Linked DNA regions of Mus musculus: regions 2 and 3 are each linked to region 1. The links are chromatin loops, found by intact Hi-C in ENCODE. Cell type or tissue: heart. All regions are shown on one strand.

Region 1 (2,500 bases):
TCAGCATCTTAAATGCTGGGCTTACAGATGTGTACCATCATGTTTGCTGGATTTTAGGAGGATATGCTTAGATGAGTGTCTTCTGAAGTAGAGGACCATCATGGGTGTTTATACAGAAACAATGTCCTAATCCAGTTGGTTCTGCAGCTGTAGCGAGTCCTTACTATCACTGAGGACAGGGATCATGGTATCTGCAGGACTGCAGAGAAAGGGTGAAGTCCAGTGGGCCCCTACAGTGGCCAGCAGATGAGTGGAATAATAGCCTTCCCTGAGGTGCCCCTACCCTGCTAGAAGGCAAGAAGCTTGGTGTGCAGCCAAATGCCCAGCCAGGGGGGTCTCAGAAAAGAAGAGAGAAAACTGTGCAAGGCTTTTCTCACTTTCAGACTTAAGAGGTTCTTAAATGCAACTGTTTCACTTTTGGATGTTATAGACCAGCAGGGGACATAACTGGGTTGTAGCAGACAATTGTGTTCAAACTTGATAAGCTCAATTCAGTCCTCCAAATTGGACTGACTGAAAGCTTGGTGCCAGTGCCCGGAAGAAAAGATGCTTATTCATTCCTTAGCTTGCTCATCCATCCATCCATCCATCCATCCATCCATCCATCCATCCAGTCCTGGGACAGTGTCCACAGGCAGGGCTGGGAGCCTACTTGTTCCAAAGAGAATCCAAGCATGTTTGTAGCTGCCTGGCAGGTGTGGGGACTGAGATCAGAGTCTGAGAGTTCTGGAAGGGTAAGAAAGGGTCGGCAGGAGTTCCATGAGAAAGTGGAAAGCAGGGACCGGCTTAGTATTCAGTTAGACCCGGGAGGAAAGCAATATATACAAACAATCAGCAACTGAGGATCTCTTAGGGGTTCCAAGAGGAGGACAGAGGGAGAGAAGCAGGGGGTGATGCCGAATCCAAGCAGAAGTGAGGGCAGCGGAACCCCAGGATAGAGGGAAGTGCAAGGGCTATGGGCCACAATAGCTGGGCCCTAGAGCCTGTGAAACTGTCCAAAGCGGGAGCAGTCAAGGATGCCCACTACAGGCTAGTGGCAAGGTGCTCAAGGCAGGCTGGGATCCAGGCAGCTGGAGTGGAGAAAAGAGTCTTGAGGGGTGGAGCAGCCCTTCTACTCCACAGTCTTTCAGCAGTCCAGGAGGGGAACCGAGGGACCACGTTTACCTAGCCTATGACCTCAGGCAAAGGATCTAGGGATTGGAAGTTGGCAGGGACCTCCCCCTGCTCCAACCAGCTTCGGAAACTACTGGCTCACATTCCACTCAGAGTGGTCCTCTCCTTTCCGGTAGAGCGTGGCCGGCCTGGTCTCCAGAGTAGGGGTAGGAGTATCAATTGCGACTTTGCCCACTTCCCTATGAAAGGGATTCTGGGGAACAGTCTCCTCCTTTTTCCAAAGACCCACAATCAGGGCATCCCCTCGAGAGTCTCAATCTGCCTGCAGAATGACCTCCCCTCGCCCGCCCAGCGGTGGCGCCCTTGCTCTGGGAACGTGGAACCCTGAGGCTCTGACGCAGGGTCTGGCTCCAGTTACGTACTGACCTTAGGGTGTCAGGTTGCAGGAGACTGGAGGTCTGTGGCTGAGCTTGTCCCAGGACAGTTTTTCAGTGGTGGGAAGAGACGGGTCAGAGTACCTGTCAAGAGAAACCCTGTCACTTCCCACAGGCAATTTTGCTAACACTCTCCATTTCTCAGCCTAGTTGAAGATCATCTCGTAATCGGTAAAGGAGATTCCCACCCATATCCCAGTATAGCTGCCTCACCCCAATTGGACCTACAGCAGCAGTTCTCAACCTGTGGGTCACAACCCCCCCCCCCCAGTGCCACATATCAAATATTTATGATTCATAACAGTAGCAAACCTACAGTAATAAAGTAACAAAGACATATTTTATAGTGGGAGGGGGGTCACCACAACATGGAAAATTGTATTAAAGGGTTGCTGAAGCATTAGAAAGGTTGGAAACCACTGGCCTGCAGACTTTGTGGCAAAGATTCTGTCTTAGTCAGGGTTTCTATTCCTACACAAACATCATGACCAAGAAGCAAGTTGGGAAGGAAAGGATTTATTCAACTTACATTTCCACATTGTTCTTCATCACCAAAGGAAGTCAGGACTGGAACTCAAGCCAGGTCAGGAAGCAGGAGTTGATGCAGAGGCTATGGAGGGATGTTACTTACTGGCTTGCTTCCCCTGGCTTGCTCAGCTTGCTCTTTTATAGAACCAAGACTACCAGCCCAGGGATGGCACCATCTGCAATGGGCCCTCCCACCCTTGATCACTAATTGAGAAAATGCCTTGTAGCTGGATCTCATGGAGGCATTTCCTCGAGAGGGGCTCCTTTCTCTGTGATAACTCCAGCTTGTGTCAAGTTGACAGACAAACCAACTGGTACAGATGCCTAGGCTCTTACCTGGCCCCAAGAATCCCCACCTGTATTGCACTTTTGCTTCAGCATACACCTGGGCCCTGCAGACAAGCCTCCCCTGCTCAGGTCACACT
Region 2 (2,500 bases), 310 kb after region 1:
CCCACACTCTTCTCAAGAGGGATGCTATTGGATGGGGCAGCAGTGGGACATTGGGTTACAATGGCCCCATCATTGTGAAGTTAGATGACACAGATTCCCAAACACTCCAATAGGCATTAAAATGCATACAACTCCAGACTATTGATGTAGGTGCTTCTATTAGGAGCTACTTGAAGGACTCCATATCTTTCCTGGTCCAACAGAGTCTGATGTTTGTCACCTAATTCTAGTGTCATCTAGATGGACACGTTAGTACCAGAACTCAAGTCATCATTCCCAGAACATGTAACGAAGACCTGTAATCATATTCTACTCCATGGGCTGTGTTTAGACCCAGCTCATACTAAGAAATGTCTCATCATAGTGTTGAGCTATGACCAACTTGAAGCAAGGTCCTGGGAAGAGTATGACTGCCATATTAGCCACATGTGTGTCAGGTGTCCTGGTGAGCAGGAGTGAAGGTCAGGTCTGTTGAGTGTAAGTTGAGTCCTCCTACTGTAACCTGTGTGCAGCTGACCTGCCTGTCAGACCATTTTCTTCTACCAGTGTCATACACTCTGCCAAAGGAGGGATATGTACAAGACAAATGTTTAAAACAGTTTATCAACATGCTGCAGCTGGTACAAATGAATGTTAATCATCTTAAAGAGTGAGGGCCTCCTTTTGCCTGGTACACAGAATAAAGAAACGTACTTTGGGGTCACAAGCATTATGTACTCTTTTTTCCCCCTGTTACAAAATACCTGACAATATTTTGACAAGCAATTTAAAAAAGGAAAGATTTGTAGTAGGTCACCGTTTGAGGGAATCCAGCCCATCATGGTGGGTAATGCATGATAAGAGGAGTGAGAGGAGGCTCATGACATTGTATCCACAGTCAGGAAGCAGAGAGTGAAACCTCAGGGCTTGCCCTCAGTGGACAGCTTCCTTCCATACGGCCCCACTTTCCAAAGGTTCCAAAATCTCCCAAAACAGCACCATCTGCTGGGGACTAAGTGTTCAGACATATAATCCTTTGAAGGCATTTTCTATTCAAACCACACGTGTTCTGGATTCCATAGGCTTACAGTCATCTCATGATGCAAAATGCATTCTTCTGCTTCAAAAGCCTCCACAGTCTTTAACAGCTCAAACACAATTAAAATCCCTAAGTCCAATCTGTTCTTAAAGCAATGTCTTAACTATGATCCTTGTACAACAACAAGCCACATACATCCAATATATAACAATGTAGACTAAACAGTCACGTGCTCAATTTGGAGAACAGGTGGATGGAAAAGGAGAGATAAGAGCGAAACAAGACCCAAATTCAGCAAACACCAGACCCTGCAGATCATGCTCAGCACTGGGGGACTGTGATGGAATCATCTAGGCTTCACTGGTCTTTGGCAGCCCTACCCCTTCATCTCTGCTATCTTCAGCACATGTGACCGCTCTTGGACCGACTCCACCCCACACCTGCAGTTCCCCTTGACAGAGTTCCTGCCACATCCAGCATTGCAACTTAGGGGCTTTAGCTATAACATAAGCTTCACCTTTAAAGCTTTATGCAAAGGCACCTCCTGCCACACACTGCCTCATCTCAGAAGCTTTGTGGAACCTGGGTTCTCTGTTACATCTTGCATGTCTGCGGGACCAGCCTCATGTAGATGCTACTCTCAGATTCTGCTCCAATCGTCAAATGTAGGCTGACACTCTTAGATCACAAATCTAAGTCTGACGTGGTGCCTAAATCTAAGGAAATGCTTCTCTAGTAGTTATGTCCAGCAGGGAACCCTTTCGGTGGCAGTCTCAGTTTAGGCTCTTTCAGGAATATTTGCATTTTGATGAGTTACCACCTCTGGTGAGTGGGTCTTGCCCTCAGGGACCCTTTCCTCTTCCCAGCTGCAGAGCACCAGGCTTTTCTTTAATACTTTTAATCTTTCACGGTTACAGCTGCTTTCTTCACACACTCCTTGTCTGCAATTTTAATCATGCACACAGCCCTTTCCTCAAAACTTTTATTCCATATAAGATTATATATAATTATATATAAAATAAATAAATACATATATTATAATCTTATTTATAAAACCTTATAAATAATATAACCTTATATATGTGCATATATCATATACAGTTATATATCATATACAGTTATATATCACCATATATCACATAAGGATATATATATAAAAGTCTATACATCTCAGCAAACTTCTACACAGTTGGAATGGCCATTTTGAAGCTCTGAAGCTTCACGTTAGATTTTATACTTTCACTATCAAGTAAAAACTATCATTTATGCACTTATCAGCAGAAAACCCTGAAACCAAAGGCCAAAACCTAAAAATCCACAACAGGCTTAAAAGTAGAAAAAAAGTTAGCTTTATATTCACCTCTATGACTCATCCAGGCTGCACATGCCTGGTGTCTTTCTCCTTTGCTTGCAGCTCTCTCACTGAGACTTGGCAAAGAACCAGAAGTAGCAGCCATACAGCCCGAACAGTATACTGTCTTG
Region 3 (2,500 bases), 320 kb after region 1:
ATTATCTTCTGAGGAACTAGCACCAGGCACTGAGCTGAAGCCAAGACAAACCAACTGGCACATCACAGGTGCCCAGAGGTAGTTGGGCCTGTGTTTCTGATGCTCTACTTGGAAAGACGGGCATCTCAAAGAATGCATTCAGCAACTGACCAGGCACTTTTACTGTTAGAGCCATTTCTTTCCATGATGTCTCGAGGTTAGGATACAAGAAGGGGACATTGCTCCCTTTACATGGCTTATAGTGTGTGTGTGTGTGTGTGTGTGTGTGTGCATGTATCTATGTGCATATGAGTGCAGATGCCCTCAGCATCCAGAAAAGGGCATTGGGTCTCTTGGAGCTGGACTTATAAGCAGTTGTAAAATACCTGATGTAGGTGCTGGTAATCAAACTTAGGTCCTCTTCAAGAGCAACAAGTGGTCTTAACCACCAAGCCATCTTGCCATCCTCTGCATCAGGTTTTAAGTCAGTGTCCAGGTAATGGTACACAATATAGTTGTTGGTGTGGTGTTCAGCGGCCGCTAGGTGTAAACCAAGGAGATGTACACCTGAGCATCTTGAGAAAGCCTAAGGCAAGTCCTCTGCACGATGCCTTGTGGATCTGTCAAGAGTGAACCAGGTCAAACCAGACATGGGTAAGGCTTGGGAGCCAGTTTTCTGGAGTCTATAGATCTTGCACATTGTACTACATGTAACTTCTGGAGCCTTAAAATTCTGTACCTATGTACAGGGGTGCCTGTTTCATTTTTCAGTTTAGTTGTAACATGAATTACCTATTCTGCTATGTCTTCTCTTCCTTCTTTCCACCCAACCTCAAGGAAATGGGGGAAGAGATCTTCCAGCCTAGGCTCCTTTGTGTTTCAGGGTATACAGGGGCAACAGTGAGGGGGTGGGATGTGGGGCAGTAAACTCATGCTCCCAGATGTGTCTTTTTCTAGTGGCCTTGTCTGATGGACAAGGAGCATTAAGTGAACACACACACACACACACACACACACACACACACACACACACACACACACACCTGTTTTTGACCTGTGAGGTAAGTCTACCTAGAACCTGTAGGTGCTGCTGCAAAAATGGACCTGGCACCATCTAGTGGCAATATTTCTGAACAGCAGATACAAGTGTCCTGGGCCCCAGAACTTGACTCTCCCTCTCTCCTTTTCCTCTCCTCTCCTCTCCCCTCCCCTCCCCTCCCCTCCCCTCCCCTCCCCTCCCCTCCCCTCCCCTCCCCTCCCCTCCCCTCCCCTCCCCTCCTCTCCCCTCCCCTCCCCTCCTCTCCTCTCCTCTCCTCTCCTCTCCTCTCCTTTCTCCTCCCTCCCCCTCCCCACTCCTCCCTTCGCTTCCCCCCTCCCTCCTCCCTCCTCTCACCTCTCTCTTCTCTTCTTCTTTTCTGTAGAGGCTTTCTAGGCTACTCCCTAAGCTTAAGTGATTATCCTGCCTCAGCCTCTAAGATCACAGCTGTGTGCCATTGTCTGGCTCAGCCTTACTCCCTTGGTAGTTCATCTGATGGGGCCCTGGGGCTCTGAACAGACAGTAAAAACCATCAAGACCTTATTCGATCTTTTGTAGCCCAGAGATGTCTATGATTCAGAAAGAATTCACCCAGTCCAACCTCACATTCACAGTCTGCTTATCAACGTCTATAGTTACTTGACCTCTATTTGAGATCATATTCAAGTTGCACACCCCACTCACTGAGGAGATGGGGCACAGCTAGTTCAGAGGTCTGCTTATGCTCAGTGAATTAGTGGTGAAGCTAGTCTAGGCCTGTGCTTGCTCTGGAATGAGCATACAGTCCTTGATTGTCCTGTGATAGAGCCCTTCTCCTCCTGTTCTGTCTTCCCATCTCTTCCCTTTCTTAAACTCTCCTTGTATTATCTTTCCCCTTGATAAATGTTTTTTGATCACCCATTCTAAGGTACAGACAGAGGGTACATGTACCACACATAAAAACATGGCTAATCTCAGGATACTGGGCCAAAATTTCTGTGTAGAGTCCAGGCAATACACAGGCTGTAGATACAGGGGTACAATTGTCATAGTGTAGCTGACAGGGACAGTATCCCATATAGGCTATCACTAAGAAGCAGAAAGTATAACCGACCATTGGGGATCCAGGATGCTTGCTGCAGACTCTGAACTTCTGCTACTGGGACCTGTTCTTCCAATTTCACAGTCCTGCCTATCTCCCACCAGCTGTATTCCACCACAGCTCGAAGGAGGGCTGTGACCACATTCCAGGCAAGGAAGCCACAGTGCAGAGTGAGATACAAACCAGTGAGAAGAGACTTCATTTCTTCCAAATCTGTCCATCACATCCCTAGTCAGGAATAAAAGACCAGCAGGTCACAGTCCATCTAAGACAGCTGGGAATTACTCTTGAGATGTGACCAGTCAATTGGAAGCAGGGACTTATCAATACATCCCTGGAAATTCATGCAAGGGAGAGTGTGGGCAAAGGGAAAGACTGATCTTCTCTGTCAATGACCCTGGTAC

Evidence for each region. Peaks named below come from ENCODE experiments on the same cell type or tissue, not always from the same donor. Only the 100,000 strongest peaks of a DNase experiment are listed, where the experiment ranks them.
Region 2: a loop joins it to region 1, with 7 times the contacts of the local background. A loop is called at or near these places in 6 of 42 quality-filtered maps.
Region 3: a loop joins it to region 1, with 5 times the contacts of the local background. A loop is called at or near these places in 6 of 42 quality-filtered maps.

What each region holds. Positions count from the first base shown.
Region 1 is chr13:73,404,925-73,407,424 of GRCm38, reverse strand. No RefSeq gene overlaps it. Among named protein-coding and RNA genes, the nearest start is that of Eprn, 59 kb to the right of the region's middle. In heart, a CTCF peak has its summit at 1,464; no DNase peak of the experiment used is centred here; H3K4me3 peaks cover 816 bases; H3K27ac peaks cover 577 bases; H3K27me3 peaks cover 820 bases.
Region 2 is chr13:73,090,564-73,093,063 of GRCm38, reverse strand. No RefSeq gene overlaps it. Among named protein-coding and RNA genes, the nearest start is that of Gm30154, 41 kb to the left of the region's middle. In heart, a CTCF peak has its summit at 983 (motif pointing left); no DNase peak of the experiment used is centred here.
Region 3 is chr13:73,086,608-73,089,107 of GRCm38, reverse strand. No RefSeq gene overlaps it. Among named protein-coding and RNA genes, the nearest start is that of Gm30154, 45 kb to the left of the region's middle. In heart, a CTCF peak has its summit at 1,107 (motif pointing left); no DNase peak of the experiment used is centred here; H3K27me3 peaks cover 393 bases.